Regions from separate parts of the Homo sapiens genome. Here regions 1, 2 and 3 are each linked to region 4. A link is a contact called in ENCODE Hi-C or POLR2A ChIA-PET data. All regions are on one chromosome and are shown on one strand. Each heading gives the region's core, a stretch centred on a gene start or an enhancer-like site at or near the end of the contact. The rest is flanking DNA. Distances are from core to core; before and after follow the strand shown. Region 1 overlaps PPP2R5C (protein phosphatase 2 regulatory subunit B'gamma). Region 2 has its middle 81 kb from the start of WDR20. Region 3 overlaps PPP2R5C (protein phosphatase 2 regulatory subunit B'gamma). Region 4 holds the start of HSP90AA1 (heat shock protein 90 alpha family class A member 1).

Evidence for each region. Hi-C counts contacts between places; a loop is a spot of excess contacts on that map. ChIA-PET counts read pairs that join two places held with the same protein, here RNA polymerase II (POLR2A). Pooled maps may share reads with other maps.
Region 1: a map with no recorded cell type shows a loop between it and region 4 (1.9-fold over the local background). The contact joins the enhancer-like site here to the promoter of HSP90AA1 in region 4. A Hi-C loop is called at or near these places in 4 of 37 single-sample maps with no recorded cell type and 3 of 50 pooled maps. POLR2A ChIA-PET finds 5 or more read pairs at or near these places in 6 of 52 experiments (BJ, GM10248, WTC11 and 3 more).
Region 2: a loop to region 4 is called in a map of heart left ventricle, with 2.4 times the contacts of the local background. The contact joins the enhancer-like site here to the promoter of HSP90AA1 in region 4. A Hi-C loop is called at or near these places in 6 of 168 maps with a recorded cell type or tissue (PC-9, dorsolateral prefrontal cortex, head of caudate nucleus and 1 more) and 7 of 50 pooled maps. POLR2A ChIA-PET finds 5 or more read pairs at or near these places in 9 of 52 experiments (A549, A673, OCI-LY7 and 6 more).
Region 3: a map of B cell shows a loop between it and region 4 (6-fold over the local background). The contact joins the enhancer-like site here to the promoter of HSP90AA1 in region 4. A Hi-C loop is called at or near these places in 1 of 168 maps with a recorded cell type or tissue (B cell), 4 of 37 single-sample maps with no recorded cell type and 9 of 50 pooled maps. POLR2A ChIA-PET finds 5 or more read pairs at or near these places in 5 of 52 experiments (BJ, GM12878, WTC11 and 1 more).

The regions. Positions count from the first base shown.
Region 1 is chr14:101,848,432-101,854,209 of GRCh38, forward strand. All of the region lies in intron 3 of PPP2R5C (protein phosphatase 2 regulatory subunit B'gamma), which reads left to right. Among named protein-coding and RNA genes, the nearest start is that of PPP2R5C, 90 kb to the left of the region's middle. RefSeq lists an enhancer at 3,619-3,728. Within about 2 kb of position 3,465, at least 3 of the 41 ENCODE cell types and tissues checked have a DNase peak (open chromatin) inside an H3K27ac peak, as active enhancers do.
Region 2 is chr14:102,218,349-102,223,864 of GRCh38, forward strand. It overlaps a transcript of WDR20 not described here and a transcript of MOK not described here. Among named protein-coding and RNA genes, the nearest start is that of WDR20, 81 kb to the left of the region's middle. Within about 2 kb of position 2,808, at least 3 of the 41 ENCODE cell types and tissues checked have a DNase peak (open chromatin) inside an H3K27ac peak, as active enhancers do; they include PC-3 and PC-9, where a contact is called at or near this core.
Region 3 is chr14:101,873,034-101,878,908 of GRCh38, forward strand. The region is part of intron 4 of PPP2R5C (protein phosphatase 2 regulatory subunit B'gamma); the gene reads left to right. Among named protein-coding and RNA genes, the nearest start is that of DYNC1H1, 89 kb to the right of the region's middle. RefSeq lists a silencer at 2,998-3,067 and enhancers at 3,388-3,457, 5,676-5,825. Within about 2 kb of position 3,703, at least 18 of the 41 ENCODE cell types and tissues checked have a DNase peak (open chromatin) inside an H3K27ac peak, as active enhancers do; they include B cell and GM12878, where a contact is called at or near this core.
Region 4 is chr14:102,083,819-102,089,494 of GRCh38, forward strand. It overlaps HSP90AA1 (heat shock protein 90 alpha family class A member 1), which reads right to left and starts at 3,226. Exons shown (of 11, transcript NM_005348.4): 1 at 3,168-3,226; 2 at 2,399-2,560; 3 at 1,940-2,306; 4 at 1,480-1,613; 5 at 863-1,180; 6 at 581-746; 7 at 1-165. The coding sequence starts at 2,560. RefSeq lists an enhancer at 1-1,101 and silencers at 2,814-3,103, 3,144-3,673, 3,734-3,783.

The DNA of each region.
Region 1 (5,778 bases), core at 2,215-4,714, 240 kb before region 4:
GAGGCAGGAGAATCGCTTGAACCCAGGAGGCGGAGGTTGCAGTAAGCCGAGAGCCAAGATCACGCCACTGCACTCCAGCCTGGGCAACAGAGCGAGACTCTGTCTCAAAAAAAAAAAAGAAAGAAAGAAAGAAACTGTTGGGATTTCGTGAGTGCGAGTATGTCTTCTGGTCTCAGGTAGATCCAGGTGAGTTTAGAGGTCGTCGGTGTTGACGCATCTAAAACCACGCAGGAAACGGCTGACAATCGTGCAGCCGAATGTACCCCTGGAGCAGCCCAGGGACACCCCGATTGGCAACAGCGGGAGTTGGGAGAAGAGAGGGAGGCCAGAGGGTGGGTGTGTGGAAGGAGACTCACGTCTCACTAGGTTCTTTCCATTTTCATTTTTTAGCCATATGCATGTATCTTTAGCCTTTGTTATTTGAAATATAACTCACATACAGAAGCATATGAAACAAATGTGTAGTGAATAATTATAAAGCAAATACCCACATAACCACCATTCAGGCTGGGCACCCTAAAAGCCCCCTGTAAGTCTTTTATAGTTTTAGGGATTCCTGTTTCTTCCTATAAATGAAATTATACTGAATAAATCCTCCTTATCTGCCCCTTTGATGCAACAGTATTTTGTAAGGCATATCCATATTGTGTATAGCTGTATTTCATTCATCTCTATCGCTTTGGAATGTTACATAGACTGCATTTGCATTTACCTAATCCACCACTGATGGGCATTTGGTTGTTTCTAGTCTGAGCTGTTAGGACGTTGTGCTGTGGACATTCCTTTACCTCGGTTGTGATGGACGTGTATGTGAGTGTCGTGAGGTGGTATGCCAGGAGTGCTGTCCTGGCTGTCAACCTCGTGTATCCTCAACACCACTGATAATGCACTGCCCCGCCCATGGGTGGTGTTCGGGCTCCAGCCACAAAGCAGCTCCTTGAGGCACTATTTGGTGTTGTCCGTAGTGGTTTTAATTTGCATTTCTCTGGTGGTTATTAATGAGAGTGACGAGCCCTTCATACGTGGTTAGCCATTTGGATCTATTTTGTGAAGAACCTGATTAAGACTTTTTCCTATTCTTCTATTTGTACTCTGAAGTTTTCTTACTGAGTTATTGGACATGTTTATATATTCTGGATATGAGTCTATTGGTTATATGTATTCAAATAGTTCTATCCTGTGCCTTGCCTTTTCATCCTTGTGGATGTCTTGATGAAGGAAAATGTTTAATTTCAGTGTAGATATATGTATATAATTTGATCCAGTTGCTTCCTTTCTTTCTTTCTTCTTTTCTTTTCTTTCTTTTTTGTCCCTGTGTACCTAGTTGTCCCAACACAACGTGTTGAAAGGCCGACTTTTCCTCACTCCTCTGCAACCCTCTGCTGTCACAAGTCAGGTGTCGATTTATGCATGAGCCTGTGTGACAGCACAGAGCCTGGCTGTTTTCATTCATGAAGCTTTACAGGAAGTCTTGATTTCTGGAACAGCAAGTCCTCCAGCTTGGTTCTTCTCAGGGGTGTCTTGGTTAGTCTTAACCCCTTGCATTTCCACATACATTTTAGAATCCATGTATTCAGTTCCACAGAAGTGTGTGTTGGAATATGGATTGGGATAGCATTGAATCCGTAGGTCAGTTTCTTACTCGGGTAACTGTTATCCACAGGCTGCTAGAGCAAGCATCAAATCAATGGTTAGCTAGTAAAAGCTCCCCTCTGAGTCGGGGATGGGTGCAAGGGGCCGTTCTCACTGCTCCTCTCAGCGTTGCCCAGAGGTCCTGGTCAGCGCAGTAGATAAGAAAGAGAAGAACAATGTGGGGACTTGCAGATGAAAGGAAAACCAGAGGGATTTAGCAAGATAGCTACATGTAAAAGTGATACTCAAAAACCATTTTTTCTGTATTGCAACAGCAGTTAGAAAATTAAGTGTTTTTAAAGATACCATTGACGATCACATCAAAACATAGCAAATACCTAAGAATAAAATCTGAAAATTAATGTTTTGCACATTTTGAGAAGAAAATTAGAAGACTTTATTGGGAGACATTTAAAGAGAACTTGAGTAATTGGCGAAACAGTCCATGTTCATGAATTGGAAGACTCAATCCTGCCAAATTCTTAAGTTCTCCCCAGATCTGTATGGGAAATATAAAGGGCCATGAGCAGTGAAAACGTGAGGAGGGACCAGGTGCAGGAATCAACCAGACATTAAGTCTTCTAGGGCTCTAGAAACTCAGACTCCAGGTGGTGCAGGATGAGGCAGTGGCCAAGAAGAGAGAGAGCCCTGCCTGCACAGACACTGCTCTAGGACACAGGAGACACTAGAAGTCATGGAGAAATGGTCATTTCAAAAAGTGGCATGTGAATATTATCTTTAAAAACAAAATAGAACTGCTGAGCTTTTGTTTACTTGGTGGGGGAAACTCATCCTCTGCTAAGTTTCCTCATCTGGGACATAGAGGGGAGTGGAATTTAGTACATATTAATGATGAATCCCAAATTTGCCCCAAGTTGTTAGTTCAACTTTGTTCCTACTCGTTTTGTACTAAGAATAAATACATTTGAAAGACAAGATGGCACCGTCGCTAAATGTTGGCTCCTGCCTTTCCGAGAGCTTGAGCGCTTCTTTCTGTTTTGCGTGAGATCTCTTGTCTGTGGGCTCGCGACTTGCATAGACCTCCCCAGGACCCTGGGAGCACCTTGCATGGAAGAATACACTTGGGGCTGGCATGGTGGCTCACACCCGTCATCCCAACATTTTTGGGAGGCTGAGGCAGGAGGATCACTTGAGCCCAGGAGTTCAGGACCAGCCTTGGCCAACATAGTGAGATTGTGTCTCTATAAACAATTTAAAAACTAGCTGGGTGTGGGTGCATGCCTGTAGTCCCAGCTACTCAGAGGGCTGGGGCAGGAGGATGGCTTGAGCCTGGAAGGTCAAGGTTGCAGTGAGCCAGGATTATACCACTGTACTCCAGCCTGGGCAACATAGTGAGACCCTGTCTCTAGTTAAAAAAAATAAAAACGTGCATGGAAGCTGAGGGTGCTGCTTGACCTGATGACGCTGTGGTCTCTGTGTTTGAAACTTGGCTGCTTCAGCTGCTTAGTGAATATTACGTGAGTGACCAGGGAGTACTTCCCACCCTTGTGAGCCTGCACATTCTGGGGTATCTTTTGAGTTGTCACTGTCTAGGCTGGTAGTTTTTGCAGCTGTGTCTCCTTGCTCCATCGGGGTAATGCTTATTTGGAAGGCCCCAACATCTGTGCAGCAGAAAGTCCTGGTTCTGCTGTCTTTCTGCAGCTGCCATGCTGAAAGTTGGTCCTTTATGGTGTCTTGGAGCATTTCTTTTGACCACCAAGACTTTTCATGTAAATGTGGGCTTGGCTTCTTTTTTTCAATCAGTTTCCTATCCACAGTTTACATGATGCCTCTTGGTGCATAGTGACAATTTAGTAATTCAGCCTTACTTCCTCATATTCTATGATTTGGTGGCTAAGCATGTATGTCACAGCTCTCACTCCCTTCTGTAATTGAGGTACATGTTGCTAGCAACATCGGTGAAGTTGGCTGTGGTATTCGCCGTTTAGGACTCATTTACAAAAGCCTTCACTGCCCAGTAGTGGTCTCCAAACTCTTCTGTCCACGCTTGCCTGGCAGCAAAAACAACCTCCAGCACACACCTCCACTGCGTGTAAATTTGTCTGTTGAATATTAGTATGTTGTAATTTCTTGTTCTTTGTAGAAGAAAGTATAAATAGACACCCTGCTGTTTTCTTCCTACGTTCCAATCTTGAGTAACCCCCAGGCTCACCCTGCACTCTAGATATCACTGACCAGTGAAACGCATTCAATTTCTGTACCTCCCTGACTGTTGGGACCAGGAGCATGTATAAAGCTAGACAGGAATGCTCCCAGCCTACTTTAAAGGAGATCTTTGTTAAACATCTCTATTTATCACTGATTAATAACAGGCTTCCCTTTAGTAAATACGTTTTTTAAAGAATAGCACATTCTTTTTTTTTCTTTTTTTTCATTTTCTTTTTCTTTTTTTTTTTTTTTTTGAGACAGAGTCTTGCTCTGTCACCCAGGTGGGAATACAGTGGTGTGATCTCAGTTCACTGCAACCTCAGCCTCCCGGGTTCAAGCGATTCTCTTGCCTCAGCCTCCCAAGTAGCTGGGATTACAGGCACCTGCCACCACACCCAGCTAATTATTTTGTATTTTTTAGTAGAGATGGGGTTTCACCATGTTGGCTAGGCTAGTCTCGAACTCCTGACCTCAGATGATCCACCCATCTCGGCCTCCCAAAGCGCTGGGATTACAGACGTGAGCCACCGCGCCTGGCCAGAATAGCACATTCTTATCTCCACCTTCTTTCTGTCATTTTGGATGCCCTGGGTCTTTTCTCCTCTTCTCCTACGGGTTTTGCATGAGTATGTCCATGTATATTGCTCCGGGGTATGATTGAGGATTTATCTTGAAATATTTGGAAATTGTCTCAAATTCACAATAACATATTAATTAAATAATGGGAAAAGCTAAAATGATCTATACAAGTATGAGGCATTTGTAATAACACTTTACTGTTACAAATCAGAATACGTAAAGGTATGAAGCATATTCTTCCACCACCTCCACCCATTTTTGTTTCCCCGTGGTACAGTCCTGTCAACGCAGCAGAAAATAAGATTTTTAAAATATGTTGATGAAGAAGTTGTTAAATTAACTTGTATTCAAAAAAAAATGGAAATATTTGATAGGGCCCAAGGATGCAGTTTTTTACTTTTTTACCCAATTCATTGTTACAGGTTTTTTTTAAAACAGTAAAATTCTTTTAAAAAAAAAATAGTCAAATGAGATTTTTTAAATGAAGAAAAGAAATGAAAAAAAGAGCTCATGAGATTATAATCACAGGCATATCTGCTTATGGTCTATAAGCAAAAATTCTACAGAAACACCCTGTCTGGAAGCCTAGAAGAATTGAAATTCACTTGCCTTTTAGAACAGTTTGGATAGAAATTTTATTAAAAACCGTGTTACTCTGCTCTTCCTTCTTAATTGTAATAAATTTGCTTTTGTGTTTGAATGACAACTTAGTCTTTTATTCTGAGTATCAGTTACTGTGCAGTGTTTATAACGCGAATGATGCTTTTAGGGCATTTTGAGGCATGTAAGAGTGATTTAACTCCACTCTGAATGATCCCAACATCCTTTTGAGTTTCAGTTCCCTGAAAAGGGTACATTTGGCCCTCGTGTCCGTATCTGCCACTTCATAGCACCGTGGCCTTAGGCAAGCTGTGTTGGCTCTCGTACCTGTGTCCTCGCCTCTAGATCGGGGTAACGGCACTGGCTTGAACTGCTGTTAGGAGGATTTGGCGAGGACATGTTCTTAAAGGACTTAACTGGCTACTCCTTAGGAGCCAAGCTGTGCATAGCGTGGCTCTTAGGGAGAACGGTGGACTCTCAGTTCTCTGTAGTGCCAAGAATGTGAGAATGCCAAACAGCTCCAAATACACAGGCTGCGACAACACACACGAGCTCATTTAAGGTAATCCTGGCAAATTAGGGTACAAACAAAGGTGTAGAATTGATGAGAATTGAAGGCAAGCAAAGAGGTAATTCCAAAAATGAACGTTTTTCATTGAAAAAGACTGGATATCTGAATGTGAAGAGTCCTGAACGCTGTAATGACAGTTACTCGTTTCAAATAGTTGCACAGCCACTGAGTTCTCAGAGTATTTAGGAATAAAATTTTTGTTCTCATGGTGTTTTAGGATCCTACAG
Region 2 (5,516 bases), core at 1,558-4,057, 130 kb after region 4:
GTGGGGGTCAGAAGGGGAAGCCCTCCCAGAACCCAGAGCTAGGAGACCGTCCAGGCCTGACAGAGCTTCAGGACATGTCCTTTCTCTGACGTGGCCTGTGGCCCTCACAGTCCTATCTGGCTGTCAGAATCTCCAGTCCGAGCAGCACCTGCAGGGGCAGGAACATGGCCTTGCTGCTTTATTGTAAATTGTTTTGAACCAAAATATTTTTCATATATATTCTGGTGCAACAAGGTGTAATTCTCTTAACTTAGTATTATAAATTAGAATCAAACCCAAACCAAGAGCTGGAGTATTTTTTTATCACTTAATTTTGAACTGAAGTCTCTAGCGGGAATAAAACAGTGACTCTGCGGGGAGCCAAGCAGCTGACTAATATTAGAGCCAAGGCTTGCCCCGTTCCTCTCACGGTGTGGGGGCTGATGGGACGCCGTGCAGATTCTGCCTGGGGAGCTCCTTTGCCTGATGGCAACTGGTAAAGCCTGGAATTGCCAGCTGTCCTGCTTCTGGTGCACAGCCCAGCAGCTCCCGCACGCTGCTGAGCACAGGTGAAGCGTGGGCGGGCTCCCCTTGCCAGGTCCTCCGTCGGCCGGGCCGGGCCTTGCCCCTTTTCTCCCATGAAAAGGAAGCAGAAGGACAGGGTAAAACCCCACTCCCTCCCTGAAGAGCAGGCGGATTGGGGCAGCAGGGTCCCTGTCACCGGGAGTTTGACACGGATGACCATTTGGGCAGTGGATCCCCCACGCTGTGCTCTCGAGGGAAGCTGCAGCCGGGATCCTTCCATGGGGGCCTAGGTGTCTGTTTCTCGTCTTCCTCTTCTACCACCTGATAATCTTTAGACTGAATCACAGGCAGATAGAAACAAGGTGACTTTTTTCATTTGATTCTCTTTTGAATGGCGCTTTTTCCTCCTGTTGCCTCCAGTGTTCACCACGGCAAAGTGAGTCCATCTCCAGCAAGTGACAGGTGCCAAGATGAAGGGTCCAGTGACTCGCACAAGTCCTCAGCGGCATGCAGGGCGCCGAGGCCCCTTCCCTGCCACCCGGAGTGCTGTGTCGCACCCCCTGCTTCTGGGCATGCCTGGCACTGATGCCAACGCAGGGCCACAGCAGGCCCAGCACACTCCAGGGCTTGTGCCTGCAGGACTGTCTCCTGGGGCTTGCTGGGGTCACTGCTGGAGAACTGGAGGCCGGGCCCTTTGGGCCTTCGCTTCGCCTTCCGGTTAACTCCTCTTAGAGACCACCGTTTTCCCCTTTGCTCTGACGGGCGGGCTCCAGGGAGTCCCTGGTCAAGCACCCTGGGGTCCTCTTGGGTTTTTCACCGGTGGCCAACGTGCTTCCTGAGTGCTGCAGCATGGGGACCCTGAGTTTTGATCATGGGCACATTCTCTGCATGGCGATGCATTCTAAAAGAACTGTTAACCAGGGCTGCCATCAAAAGGGCGAAGCCTGCTAACGGGAACCCCCAGTTCCGTTATGCCAGTATGGACTACAGAAGACGAGAGGAGGACAGGTTTGAGGGCGGTTGATTCAAGATCTCTCTGGAAGCTGGGCCCAGTGGAGAGTGGGACAGTGGAGGGCATGAAGGTGGTTCTAGTTGGCTCCTAGCTGCCACCACAATTGGCATCAAGGCGTTAGCCAGCAGAAACTGGAGAATGAGTGTGCATTTGTTTTGTGCTAATGGGAGAATAGGAAGCCTGCAGCCCTCGCGTTGGGTCGCTTTCTAGGGGTGCGGCTTTGTAGGGACCAGCTGGCGGAAGCAGCGTGTCCCTCAACATCAGGCTCTGGCAGCCTGGTGGCTGCGCCACCTCTGCGTCTCAGCAGCCGCCCTCCCCTGGGAGTGATGGAAAGCAGCCGAGTCCTCTGGGGCCTCACACTCAGTGAGAGGAAGTCTAAGGAAGGGTGCTGTCCCTCATGGCCGTCAGAAGCCACCTGCAGCCACTAAGTATGTAAATTGGGGCCAGTCCAACCTGAAAAGTGCCATAACGTGTCAACCACACAGCACACCTCAAAGGCTTCTTACCAAAAAAGTCATTAGTAATTTTTATATTGCTGAATATTATATGAAACATCTTCAGTTAAAATATTAAAATTGGCCAGGTGCGGTGGCTCACGCCTGTAATCCCAGCACTTTGGGAGGCCAAGGCAGGTGGATCACGAGGTCAGGAGGTCTTCAAGACCATCCTAACAGTGAAACCCCATCTCTACTAAAACTACAAAAAGTTAGCTGGGCGTGGTGGCAGGCGCCTGTAGTCCAAGGTACTTGGGAGGCTGAGGCAGGAGAATCACTTGAACCCAGGAGGTGGAGCTTGCAGTGAGCCAAGATCGTGCCACTGCACTCCAGCCTGGACAACAAAGTGAGACTCCGTCTCAAAAAAAAAAAAAAAAAAGAAAATATTAAAATTAATGTCACTTGTTTTTATTATCTATCTTTTCATTTTTTGAGACAGGGTCTTGCTCTATCCCCCAGGCTGGAGTGCAGTGGATCGCGGCTCATTGCACCCTGCATCTCCTGGGCTCAAGCCATCCTCCTGCCACACAGCCTCCTGAGTAGCTGGGATGACAGCCGTGCGCCACCACACCCGGCTAATTTTGTATTAGTAGAGATGGAGTTTCACCATGTTGGCCAGGCTGGTCTCAGACTCCTGGGCTCAAGTAATCTCCCCACCTCAGCCTCCCACAGGGCTGGCTGTCACTTGTTTTTAAGTTGTTAAACGTGCTCCCGGGAAGCTAAACTTAACACAGGACTGGTAGAGACACCACCTTCCTGTGGGTGGGGCTGCCTCCTACCTGGAGCAGCACTCACCTCCACCTGGCACTCCGTGAAAGGGGAGGGAGACTCTGTGGCTGCCAGATGAGGGTGGCCCCTCTCCGTCTGTCCCCAGGCTGGGTCACCACCACTTTCTCCCTCTGCCAGGAGTAGATGACTTTTCTGTTGCCGGGGGGAAGGGAGGTGCCTCCTGGTTCTGGAGATTTGTCACTTCCTGGACACCACATAGCTTGTGGAAAGCACTTTCTTAGGGTGCGCGTGGTGATGAAGGCAGAGTGTCCTGTGTGAGAGGCTTCCTTCCTCCAGACTGTCTGCGGCAGAAGTGGGGTCAGGAACCTGCTGCCCAGCTTTCCTCCACAGGCTTGATGTGTTTGAGCCAGAAGTATGGGGCGTTTGCGGGGTCCTCCACAAGTACAAACAGGGTTCTGTCCCTTTTCAGGGGTCCCAGAGGAAAAGCACTCCTATAGACTCTGAGCAGGGGCAGCTGCCACATTCCGTTTGCTTCCTGAGCTTGTCTAGGTGAACAGATTTCAGGTGGAAGGTAAGAAACGGGATGAAATGACTTGAGCGGGACAGCTTGCTTCCAGGCTTCCGGCAGCAGGGCGTGGGCGAGGCTGAAGGGCAGTTTCCGATTGTCACCTTCATTTGTGTCCACACAAGTCCAATATGTGAGAAGGTAGCAATGTCAGCTTGAGTTAAAGGCTTGTCATTTGTAAACAGTACTCATCAGCTGAAGCCTTCTTCCATGACAGCTAAGTTGTATTCCCAGAGCTGAAAATGTGCACCTTTGGGGCTGCACTGTCGCCATCTTAATGTTCTTCATAAATGAACGCCACACTTTGATGTAATGTAATTGCTGCTCAATAGTAAATGCAAAGAAATGGAAGTACTCTTTGCTGTGTAGGAGGTTAAACCCTCTTAGGTTTACCCAAGGTCACACCAGTATTGTAAAATCTGGGTGAGATTCCCCGCCCCCGCCCCCGACAGTGAGCCTCTCAGCAGGAGCCGCCCTAAAGAGCCAGATGCCCCCCACCATTCTTCCTGCTGGCCCTGGTGGGTTGGCCCCCACATCCCTTCTCCACACCCAGCTGCAGCCTCACGGCAAGACTACTTTGTTCTGGGGCTCCCCCGACCTCGGCCTGGGCCCTGCTGTCTCTACCTGTGGGGCCTACACATGTGGACAGCTACAGCCAGGGGGTGCCACGGTCACACCACCCAACAAAGCAAGAACCCCCCAGCAGAGAATGCCCTTTCAAAGGTGCCACTGAACTCTATCCTTGGAGACAACCCCTGGCTCCGAGGGACTGGGTGTGCGGTCCAGAACTGCGGTGCCCTGGGCTCAACCCTGGCTGAAGGCGCTGAACACCTCCCACGAGGCACCTGCACCTTTGGGTCAGCAAAGCTCCAAAGAACCTGTTCTCAGGTGCTGAGAAACCACTGTCTCCCCCAAGGGCAAGGCCAGCCCTGCCCGCCCTTCTCTTGGACGGTATTGAGGCCACAGTATTGCACCCAGCAGGGTTCCAATTCTCTAGGAATGGAACGCAGTGATCTGGATAGGAATTAAATAGATGAAGTGGAGGGTTTGCTCCCACACTGGCTTCCACATCAACAGCACCAGTTTTGACCACGTGGAGCTGCTGGCGGAGGGCGCGCATGGTGGCTGTTGCCCGTCCGGTGTTTTGCTGGATTAATGTAGACTGCTTTGTTTGCAGGGCTCATTGTCATCCCCAAGCCAGGCCAGTTCTCCAGGTGGAACTGTAGTGTAGCGACCTCACTGCTGCGCGCACAGTCTCCCGGGACTTGGACTCGAGGGAGTGACGAGGAGGAGCTCCGAGCTGCGCCTGAGCCGTGCCAGCCGGCGGACCTCAGGCGGTGGACGTCGGCGATAGCCGTGTGGACGGTGACCGGCTCACTCTGCGGCGCCGTGCTCCCGCTGCTCACCCAAAGAAGTTGTTTCCATTTTAAACCGGTCTTTTGGGGCTGCAGTAAAAAATAAGAAATGGAGTTTTCTTGCTTTTTACTCTAAAATTCAATGTAATTAAATTTCATATATATATAATATATACATATATACATAGTGTAAAATAAAATGTTTCTTGGACAAGAAATCCCCTGAAATTCAGCTGTTATAGTGCTTCACTGTTTTTGCACTGATTTTTCTATACCTTAGGTGGTCAGAAGACAACCTTGAATGCACTCATAGAGAAAACTGTTACTTTCTGACGTAATGTAATTCAGGAAGACAGACGCTGCAATCACAGATTTTAAAAAATTGTTTGCACTTAAAAATAGTTGAATGCTGGTGGAAAGTTACTTTGCAGATGGGTGTAAGGACTCATGGCCCTCTGAGGTGCGGCGTGAAGATGCCCTTTTTACCCGTTGACGTTTATTTTACGTAAAATAAACTGTTGTTTCCAATGCAATCAACTCTGTATTATATGTATAAATATTGTAATTCTGCAATTGGGGAAAATAGTTACTTCACTAGTAATTTTCATCATTTAAGAGTGATATTTCTAATTCACAAAAGTTAATATTAAAACTATCTTGAATATACCGCTTGTTTATCTTCTGTTAAATTGGCTTAGTTTGTCCTGTACATTTGGGTTGAACTGGTTGGTATGGAATTGTTTTGTCTTTTTCACCCCATGTTACTTGAAGCCCCCTCACCAGTCACACTTGAGATGGGCTGTTCAAGAATATGGCTCAGGAGGGCGTGGGCTCTGTGGTCGCCTCACAGCCTCAGC
Region 3 (5,875 bases), core at 2,453-4,952, 210 kb before region 4:
CATTTCACACATTTTTTTTAATTAAGTGAGCAAATTTACTTAAGCAATTAGAGATCTGTGGGTACATATTGTTGTTGTCATCTCTAGTGGTTTGATTTGTGTCTTTTTAAAATATCTTTCACGTCCACCTAACTTTTTGGACACAATACTGTATTCATGTCCTTGTCTGCCAATTCTAACATTTGTGTCATTTCAGTTTAGTTCAGTTGACTGGTTTTTCTTCTCATTATAAATCCTTCTCCTGCTTCTTTGCGTGTCTGGTAATTTTTAATTGGATGTCTGACATTGTGAATTTTGCTTTGTTGAGTGCTATATCTCTATTCATGTTCTTGAGATTTGTTTGGGGATGCAATTAAGTTACTTGGAAATAGTTTGATCCTTTCAGTTCTTGCTTTTTCAGATGTTTTAGGCAGGAACAGTTATATTAAAACCAGAGCTAATTATTCTCCACCACTGAGACCTTTCTGATTAGGAAGCCAGTGCCCTATGGATTATGAATTTTTCCCATCTGGTTGGTGGGAACAGACACTGTTCCCAGCCCCGAACAAGTACTGGGTTCTCACTAATCCTTTCAGGTGGTTCTTTTCCCAACCTCTGGTAGTTTTCTCACACAAATATGCTGATCTGTACTCTGCTGAATAGTTGAGTGACCTCTACAAATAAATCACTGTAGTTCTTCTCTGTGTGCAGCTGTCTCCCCTGTGGAACTCTGCCTTGCAAATTCTAATCCAGTTTGAATCCTGGGTCCCACCTGGGTTCTTTCTGCCTATACTACAACCTAAAAATCTATCAAGGCAGGAGCCTGGGGCGGTGTGGGACGTGCCTCACTTGTTCCCATCTCAGGGATCACTGTCCTTATCCTTCGTTGTCTGAAATCCAGTGTCTTGAAAACCGTAATTTTATATATTTTTGCCCAAATATTTGGTTGTTTCAGGCAGTAGCATAAACCTCATCCTTGTTACTCCATCTCATCTGGAAGCATAAGTCTGCTTCATTTATAATAGATACTCAATAAACACTTAACTCCGTCCACCCAGGGGATCTAGCAATTATTATAAAAATGAAAGACTGTTTGCATAATTTATAATGCCATAATTTCATACGTCATTTGGGGTTAGGGGAAATGGCTGTGCATACATGACTGGGAAGTGATAAGGAGTTTAGCTCTGAAACTTCCCTTCTCAGTTGATTTATATCACGTTGGATAGAGAGTATGTTGTTCTGCTATGCTAAAGCATTACTAAACTTTCTCATACCTTACTGCAAAAAGAAATCAGAATACATGATAAAGCAAATATATTAGAATGCTAATGGTAAAATCTAGATGATAGCTGTTCGCTATAAAATTCTTTCAACTTTATTGCATTGAAATTTTTCGTAATAAAAACATTGGGAATACATCATTCAGAATCTATACGAAACTAATCTTTGGCCCAGAGTAAATAACTTAAGAGCACTTCCAAATCCAGTGTTATCTTTAAATGACACTAGTTGAATTGAATTATAAGTATTATGAATTATTTCTTATGTATAAATATTCTAAACTCAAAAAATATAAACTCATGCACATAACTGTAAATGATTTATTTTCATGCTTATCTGAAGATGATCTTGTTATGAAACTGTAGAAAATTAAAATATTCATTGTTTGAAAAGTTTAGACTAAATTTCCTTTATTAAGTATTCTACAAAGGTTTGTAAGTTGTTTGTTTTTTTTTTAATTTGAGACAGAGTCTTGCTCTGTCGCCCAGGCTGGAGTGCAGTGGCACGATCTCAGCTCACTGCAACCTCCACCTCCCAAGTTCAAGCGATTCTCCTGCCCCAGCCTCCAGAGTAGCTGGGATTACAGGCCTGTGCCACCATACTTGGCTAATTTTTGTATTTTTAGTAGAGACAGGGTTTTGCCATGTTGGCCAGGCTGGTCTTGAGCTCCTAACCTCAGGTGACCTGCCCGCCTCAGCCTCCCAAAGTGCTGGGATTACAGGGGTGAGCCACCGCGCCTAGCCCGTAAGTTTTTATTTCCATATCTTTAACTGCTATTTAGGAACATATTTGAATAGATTGTAAAAATAGCAAGTTATTCAAAGTAAGAATTTTCAATGTTGTGGTTCTTTTCTTGACTGTCACATCATGGCATCTATTTGGAGGTGAAATCGATTCTTTGAAAGCAGCTCTTGCTGTGGAGGAAGCGCGAGGTAGATTTGTGGGAAGAAGGCTCTGCTCTCCCTTACCTCTCTTCACTGCCGAGCACTCATTGTGTGCCAGGGCCAGCAGGAAGATATTAAACCAAGGACTTCCCGGCCACCCAGTCATACTTGAGATAAATATTCCAAAGAAAATGTACAGCATCATAGAAGAGCTTAAAATTAGGGGCCCAATTAGGACTGTAATTATTTTGCAGCTGAGACGTAAAGGTTTAATGAGACATTTTTCACAGTTTCCAGGTAATTAATTGGTGTTGCAGTTAATAAGGTGACTGATGCGTGCTTTTCCCAGGATCCATTTACTCTCAGCAAGTGTTTGAGGACCTCCTAGGTGCCAGGCACAGTGGTAGGTGCTGGGATTGCTGTGCATTTATGTTCTCTAGATGATAGCTGAGTTCTGGTGCCATGAAAGCAGATTCAAACTCACTTTACAAATGGGGAAAGGGGTAGTATCTCCCTTTAAGACTGCTACTACGATTTTTACTATTCTACCTAAATTTTAGGTTAAGTTCATTGAGTTCATCAAAAATTCAGTTTAAGATTGTGTCTGCTTTATACATTGCTCTGCGAAGTTCCATCTTTGTAATATGATCTCATTCCACATCAAAGGTTCCTCCGTTTTTTCGGGCATTCTTCAGTGCCTTTTATTAGAGTTTTCTGCTTTCTCCATCAAGGCCTTGTAACTAGGTCAGTAATTCCCAGGCACTTTGTAGTTTTTGTGTCTGGGTAGCTGGAGTCTTCGTCTCTGTTTCTTTTTTGTATTTGCTTAATTGTTAGTGGAAAGGTGGTTGCTGTTGGTTTCATATTTTTGATATTTGCATGTGGTAGTCTAGTTGTGATGGTCTGTCTGTTGCTTCTGTTTTCCAGCTATATCATTTGCAAACAAATGACAATTTTGTACTTAAATATATATATATTGCGAAGGGGCTTAACACTTTCTGCCCTTCCCAGAAATGTATCTCTTAGCAATATGACTCGTAGAACCTAACAGTTCCATCACAGGAGGAAGTGTTCTGCAGTAACTGTAATTTGGCCTTTGATGGATTCATCTGTTATAAATCCTGTTGACATGAATAAAACAGAGAATAAATAACAGAATAACCCTTGTGGTTTTGAACAGAGAACTGTAAATAATCAAACCTTTCTTTCCTGTTGCCTCTAAAGTTAGACTGTCAGCGGTTTTTTTTTTTAATGTATCCCTTCATGTCTTAAAATTTTTATATGTTACACTGCTGCAGTTATGTTACGGCATAAATATTCACTCATTGGTAATGAATGATAACACATACAGAAAGGCTGCATGATATTGCTGAATTGTAAGAATTTTCCGTAAAGTTGCTTCTTGGGCCATTCTAGTTTACATCTAATTTAATAAATTTAGCAATTTGGAGAACATCTGCAGGACTGATGTAAGTACTGAAAGTGGAAGTGTCAGGGAGGCAGCAGAAGCAGGTGCTTCCTGATATTAACCAGAGACGGTCCTGGCACAGATGGGGCCGTGTGAATCACATGCAGACATACGTATGCACTCACGTGCGTGCCATTATTTTCATGTGGAGGTCAAACAGTCAGAAACGTTTGGGAAGTGCTGTGTAATGCTAACTGTTCGTGCATAATGTTTTCCCATTTAGTAAGTGCTGTTGCATGTGTTTTCTGTGATTCTCACCACAGCCCAATGCAAAAAATAAAAAAAGGATTTACGCTTTTTTTTTTTTTTTTTTTTTTTTTTGAGATGGAGTCTCACTCTATTGCCCAGGCTGGAGTGCAGTGGTGCAATCTCGGTTCACTGCAACTTCCACCTCCCAGATTCAAGTGATTCTCCTGCCTCAGCCTCCCGAGTAGCTGGGATTACAGGCACCCACCACCACACCCAGCTAAGTTTTGTATTTTTAGTGGAGATGGGGTTTCACCATGTTGGCTAGGCTGCTCTTGAACTCTTGACCTCAAGTGATCCACCCGCCTCGGCCTCCCAAAGTGCTGGGATTACAGGCATGAGTCACCGCGCCTGGCCTTTACCCTTTCCAATGGAGGAGAAAATTGAGGCTCAGGCAGGCTGTTTGGTCTGAGGTCCTTCTTCTAGGTGGGAAGAGGGTGTAGAGAGACTGTTTCCATGAGGCTGTGCTGCCTTTGTTGGGCAGCGTGATTCTGCGTCTGTGCCTCTGGGTGTGCGCTGGATCCGTAGGTCTCATTTGAGAGATCACAGTGACCCTGTGTGCTGCCCAGAAGACCCGGGACTCCTTAGACCTCAGAGCTTCTTTGGTGTTCACTGCATAACGTTGATGTCTTCTCTGTTTCCTCAGACCGGATCCATGCATCCAGGTAGCATGGCAGTGACATTTGCACACAGACATCAGCACCCCAGGTTTCTGTACCTGGGGCTCCTGCCCCTGATTCGCCCCTGCAGCTTTTGTGTTAAGAAATGTTGCTAGGTCAGAAACCCAAGAAGAATTTGAGGTGATAGACCGTTGGCCCTCTGTTCCTTCCCCCCGCCCCAGTATTACTTTTTACTTAACCTTTTCTAGAGATATGCACTAAATTAATGCAATGTAATGTGGTAAGAAAGGTGTGTAGAAGTTAGGAGTGCAAGTTTTTTTCCTTACACATGAGAAATGACTTTCAATCAATCAGAATTGGCCTGGAATGAACCTTCCCGGACCTAGGTCGGTCATCAGTCAAGGACGCTGTATCAGTCTGCTCAGGCTGCCGTAAGAAAATACCACAGGCTGGTGGCTTAAACCACAGAAATGTGTCTTCTCTCCATTCTAGAGGCTGGAAAGTCTAAACTCAAGGGTGTAGCAGGGTTTGTTCCCTGCTGAGGGCCTTTTCTGGCTTGCAGACGGCCACTGTGCCCTCCCATGGCCTTTGCTCCGAGCAAGTGCAGAGAAGGCGAGTGTGAGCCTTCTACCATCCCTCCTTACAAAGACACTAATCCTGGAGGGCCAAGGCCCCACTTATGACTTCATTCACCCTTCATTATTTTCTCTGAGGACCCATCTCCAAATCCAGCCACACCAGGGTTTAGGTCTTTAACATGAATGTGAGGAAGGGAGGCCACAAGCATTGAGTCCATGACAGACACTGAAAAGAGGACATTGTGTTCAGAGCAAGCCATCTGAGTCACCTTGCAGGCCCTCAGCTCAGCATCAAGGATTCAGTGAGTGTGCAGGTGTTTGAGACGGGGCCTAGCTGCTGGGCTGACTGTCACTGTGCGGGAGAGCTTCAACTGGAAACCCTAATCACTAGCTTTCCTGCTAGTAGAAACCACCAGTTTACTTAGGAATCTCAGCTGACTGGGTGCCTCAGTCAGGGCTGTGCAGAGAAACAGCAGGAGAGACAGAGATTGAGATCTCAAGGACTTGCCTTCTGCAGTGGGTGAGTCCAGCGGGCAGGTCTGGACTCCGTGGACAGGCAGCGGGCACGAGACTTGGCCGTGGTGGACACTGCAGGCCGCAGGTGGACTCTCCTCAGAGAAGCTGCAGTTTGGGTCTCACAGGCCTCTCAGCTGACTGGTTGAAGCCCCCACATTCTCAAGAGTGATCGCTACTTGAAGTCCATTGATTATAGGTGTTAACCACATCTATAAAATGCCTTCACAGGAACACCCACAGCAGTGTTTGGACAGCTGGGCACTGTGGCCTAGCCGGGTTGACACATACGGCCAGCTGGCACAG
Region 4 (5,676 bases), core at 1,976-4,475:
AGAATTTCTTGTAGTTCTCTTTATCTTCCGCCAGTTCAGTAAAGAGTTCTAAGCATTTTTTGACCAAATTCTTCCTGATAACTTTCAAAATTTTGCTTTGTTGCAACATCTCACGGGATATGTTTAGAGGGAGATCCTCCGAGTCTACCACCCCTCTAATGAAGTCTGAAAAAAATATAAACCAAATGCACTGAGTCATTCCAAGGACAAAACTGGTACTATGTAAACTCCCAAAATCAAAGATAACCTGAAGATGATGGGACGTATTTTTGAGACAGTCTCACTCTGTTGCCCAGGCTGGAGGGCAGTGGCGCAATCTCCACTCACTGCAACCTCTGCCTCCCGGGGGGGTTCAAGCTGTTTTCATGCCTCAGCCTGCCACTACATGGGGCTAATTTTTGTAATTTAGTAGAGATGGGGTTTCACCATGTTGCCCAGGCTGGTCTTGAACTCCTGACCTCAAGTGATCTGCCCACCCCGGCCTCCCAAAGTGCTAGGATTATAGGTGTGAGCCACCATGCCCACCCAGAAAGTACTTCTTTAATCAGTGACAGTGATTATTTTTCCTATCTATACTTACTCAGATATTCAGGGATTAGCTCCTCACAGTTATCCATGATGAAAACTCTGCGTACATACAATTTGATGTTGTTCTTTTTCTTTCTGTTTTCAAACAGATCAAAAGGAGCACGTCGTGGGACAAATAGAAGGGCTCTGAATTCCAACTGTCCTTCAACTGAAAAATGCTGTAATAAAACAGATACACTAAGTACCAATGAACAATGCATTATAGAAGATATTTGGGGTGGTGGAGAAAGATGATAATCTAAGGACAAGCTTGAAGCACCCATCAGTCACTCACCTTCACTGCCAAGTGATCTTCCCAGTCATTGGTCAAGCTCTTATAGAATTCTCCGTACTCCTCATTAGTAATATCGTCGGGATTTCTGGTCCAGATGGGCTTTGTTTTGTTGAGCTCTTCTTGATCGATGTACTTTTCCTTAATCTTCTTCTTCTTCTTCTTGTCACCATCCTTCTTTTCTTCTTCCTCATCAGAACCAACATCTTCAATTTCAGGTTTGTCTTCCGACTCTTTCTCTTCTTTTTCTTTTTCTTCTTCTTTGTCTTCCTTTTCTTCAGCCTCATCATCGCTTACTTCTTTATCACGTTCCTTCTCCACCTTCAAAAGAAAACACGAAATCACATCACTGCTGCACTCCAGAACTAAGCGACAGCGCTGCACCACTATTTTCAACCTAAGGCCCAAGTCTAAATTAGCCAACTTGAGAAGCACCCAGCTTTTCATCAATATTTGATACATCCACTTAATAGCCCGAGGAACTTTTACAGAGTTAGGTAGTAGAGCTTAGGTTCCCCAGGCTTCAGACTAGTTGAACAGATCTAGGGACTAAGGATGTAGTACAGTCACCCCAATCACCTACAGACAGAAATTCACTCTGCAATTACATAAAAACTTACAAAAAGAGTAATGGGATATCCAATAAACTGAGAATGTTTCTTCACAATCTCCTTTATTCTTCGTTCCTCCAAGTACTCAGTTTGGTCTTCTTTCAGGTGTAGGATAACTTTTGTTCCACGACCCATAGGTTCACCTGCAAGAGAAGAAAGAAAAATTGACTTAATACATTCAATTTAGTGCTCAACGCCATGCCTAACACCCTTATAACGTGTCTATAAAGCAAGGTTTGCCGTTACTACAGATGCAAAGGCCACCACAGCAGAACCTTTTGGGCAAGGTGCCTCGCCCAAAAGAACCGCCCACCAAGTCATGCCATTACACTAATTAAGTGCTCTAGCTTGTTCCTGATCGTTGGGCAAACACAAATTCTGTAAGCTTCACCGCATCCCCAGGGGTCCAAGGGTTGCAGCACCCCACCCTTCCACCGCTCACTTAACCAGTGAATGTTCAGGTGCCTACCTGTGTCTGTCCTCACTGTGAATGATCCCCCTGCTGAGGACTCCCAAGCGTACTGCTCATCATCGTTATGTTTGGTGATCACAGTTACTTTCTCAGCAACCAAATAAGCAGAATAAAAACCAACACCGAACTGGCCAATCATAGAGATATCTGCACCAGCCTGCAAAGCTTCCATGAACGCTTTGGTCCCAGACTTGGCGATAGTACCAAGGTTATTGATCAAGTCAGCCTTGGTCATTCCAATTCCAGTATCCACAATAGTGAGAGTTCGATCTTGTTTGTTCGGTATAAGGTTAATATGCAGCTCTTTCCCAGAGTCTAATTTACTGGGATCTGTCAAGCTTTCATACCGGATTTTGTCCAATGCCTGTTAACAAAAAATATTAATTTAAGCATACAGCACCCCCAAGAAGTTCACACTGAAACCAAAATCCGATTCTGGGTTAATAAGTGACTTACATCTGATGAATTTGAAATGAGCTCTCTCAGAAAGATCTCTTTGTTCGAGTAGAAAGTATTGATGATCAATGACATCAACTGGGCAATTTCTGCCTGAAAGGCGAACGTCTCAACCTCCTCCTCCTCCATCGGTTGGTCTTGGGTCTGGGTTTCCTCAGGCATCTGGAACGACACCGCGCCGGTTTAAAACCTTGCAGGACGTCTACAGAGGCAACACGAAATTCCATCGCGTTCTCCAAATATTTTTAAAGCCGAATTGGAGATTTGCGAAGTTTAAGTAAACCGAAAATAGAAGGGCGGCTGACAAAGGATGACCTCATTTCGGAGCGCGGCAACTACCACGAGCGTGTGCGCGCTTCCGGGAGGCCGCCGCAGGCCCGGGCCCAGTCCCCCGCCGCGGTCCCCAACGAACACCCCGGGTGCCCTCCCGCGCGGGCTGCGGCTCCGCCACGGCGGCCTCCTCCGCCTGCGCCCCCAGCGGGGCCGGGCGGGGGACCCCCGCGGCGGGGCCGCTCTGTTCGCGTGCGGCGCCAGCTCTGGCGCTGCTGCAGAGCCTCGGGGAGCCCGCGGCCGCCCGGCCCATTCCTGAAGCGGGGTGCGGAAACCGCAGCGGTCCCGAGGCCTCCGGAATAGAAAGCGCGGCCGCCCGGGAGCGCGGCCCTGGCTGCTTCAGGGATCTGGTCCGGCCCCCACAGCCTCCGCCCCGCGCCAGCCGCCCCCAGTCCCGGTCCCCAGTCCACCTCCACAGGCCCCCACAACCACCCGTCACCTTGGCTAAGTGACCGCACAGGACCAACGGCACAGCCACACCGGGACGCTGAAGCAACTGACGCGCCACCCCCGCGCCTGCCTTATATAGCGACGGGCCCGCCCAGCGCGCGGCGCTTTTTCCAGAAGCCTCCCGAACCTTCCGGAAGAACCCTCCCCAGCCGCCGCCGCGGCCGCGCGCCTACGCATGCGCCGTTGCCGCGGCACCCCGCCCCCGCGCCTTCCTGCGGGCGCGCGCAGGCCCTGCTCGTGGCCCGGCCCGGGCAACCTTCCCTCAATCGCCGCCGCGCGCCTCTCGCACGCCCCCGCGCCGGCCTCAATGCGCCTGCGCGGCCCGGAATTCTCGGGAAGGTCCGGGCGCCTTCTGGGGCCGCCCGCGCCCTCCGCCCTGCACCCCCACCTGCCGCGGGCGGGCGGAGGGCACGCCCGGGCGTGGGGGCCTTTGAAGTGAGGTGTAGTTGGTCACCCGGGCTGAGCGGAACGCGGGGCCGGGGTGGGAGGCGCGCCTGGAGGGAGGGTCGTGCGTGGACGGAGAGCGGCCCGGGTCTCACGCGCCCGGGAGACTTCCGGAGCCGTCGTCCTGACTGGCGCCGCGCCCGCTGCCAAAGAATCCAGCCGCAAGCGGCGCCGGGATCGCGGGGCTCTGCCCTCTGGGGGCTGTTAGCCTCAGGCTGCTGCGCACTGGGGAGGCTGTCCCGCGGCCTGCGCGCTCGGGGATTCTCCAGACCCACCGCTGGCTCGGGAGCGCTCCCTACTTTTGGGTTCCCCGAAAGCCATGTGCTTCATACTTAAGGGTCCCTTAGCTTGGGAATCGGGGACTTGGTGAACAAATTCATGCTTACCCAGCTACACCCGGCATGATTTTGAAAAGCCCATCGTTTTGCCGACCGATTTGCGGTCTCCAAATTAAGTATCTAACACTTTGGTGATTAACTTGCCCTAAAAGGTTTTTTTTTTTTTTTTTTTCTTTTTTTTTTTTTTGGACAGGCTCTCGCTTTGTCGCCCAGGCTGGGGTGCCGCGGCGGAATCTCGGCTCACTGCAGCCTCGACCCTCCCGGGCTCAGGTGATCCTCCCGCCTCAGCTTTCCCAGTAGCTGGGACGAGCGTGGGCAGAGGACCACAGGCGCGGACACCACACCTGTCTAGTTTTTGTATTTATTTGTAGAGTCGGGGTTTCACCATGTTGCCCAGGCTGGAAAAGCCAGTTTCTACATGGGAATTTTCGGATATTTTGGCCAAGGCCAGCTGTGGGAACCTTGGAGGCATTGGGGTTCCTTCGACCTGGCTTCCCTGCCTAGTCCATGTCCTCTTCCTCTTTGTCTCTGGCGCCTCCCATGATTGGGCCGCCTCCTGCCTAGACTCATAGCCAGGCCCTCGGAATAATCTGAAAGCTCCTTGCCGTGTAAAGAAACGATGGAACTACCTCCGCTTCCTGGTCTTTAGGGAAACGCAACTTGCTCAGGAGCAGGGGTTTTCAGACTGCGGCCTGGGACCCCCTTAAGAGCGTGTGAAATCAACATAAAGCGTCTTGCCTGGCATTACAAAGCGGGGGAAGTGGAAGGAAACTAGCAGCCACGTGGCGCGGGCCCCAGCGGTGGTGACCGGGTGTGTGCCTGGTCCTGTGGTAGCTGTTGCGCAGCCTGGGGGCGCGCCCCCGGCCCAGGCTTTCCTACAGCTGCAGCCTGGACTGGCGGGGAGGAATCCGGAAGCAGGAAGAGCGGTGAGCGGGTCGCTGAAGGGGCGCAAGGTCTTCCCTGGCGACTGCCGCCTTTGCCTGTTTCCTTCCTGTCACCACCAGCCACTGTCCCCGCTCTCCTCACTTGTAGGAACTTTTCCTACCGCAGTTTCTGCCATTGCCCAGGGGGTTTGAGATATAGAGGAGCCATCCAGGGCCCTAACTCTGACGTTCTTTTTTTTCTTTTCTTTTTTTTTTTTTTTTAGACAAAGTCTCACTCTTGGTCCCCCAGGCTCGAGGGCAATGGCACAATCTCTGCTCACTGCAACCTGCTCACTGCAACCTCTACCTCCTGGGTTCAAGCGATTCTCCTGCCTTAGCCTCCCGAGTAGCTGGGATTACAGGCACCCACCACTACGCCCGGCTAATTTTTGTATTTTTAGTAGAGACGGGGTTTCACCATGTTGGCCAGGCTGGTCTCGAACCCGTGACCTCAGGTGATCCGCCCGCCTCGGCCTCCCAAAGTGCTGGGATTACAGGCGTGAGCCACGGCGCCCGGCCAGCTCTGACATTCTTTGTCCTTTGTTTTGGGGACCTTCATTTACCCCCATTTCTCCAGTGAACCTGCTCCAAAGCCCCTCCCTGGGTCTGGGCATCACTGGGAACCACTGTTTCCCGTCAGGCCCCATCTTTAATGTCCCTTCTTCCTTCCACAACTTCTTGTCTTTCCAGCTCTCCCCCCTCGGTTAATAAACAGGACATTTTTGTCCTGTCTCCAGGTGACATTCCACAGTTACCCACCAGGTGCGAACTCTGTAATGGTTTCTACCATCAA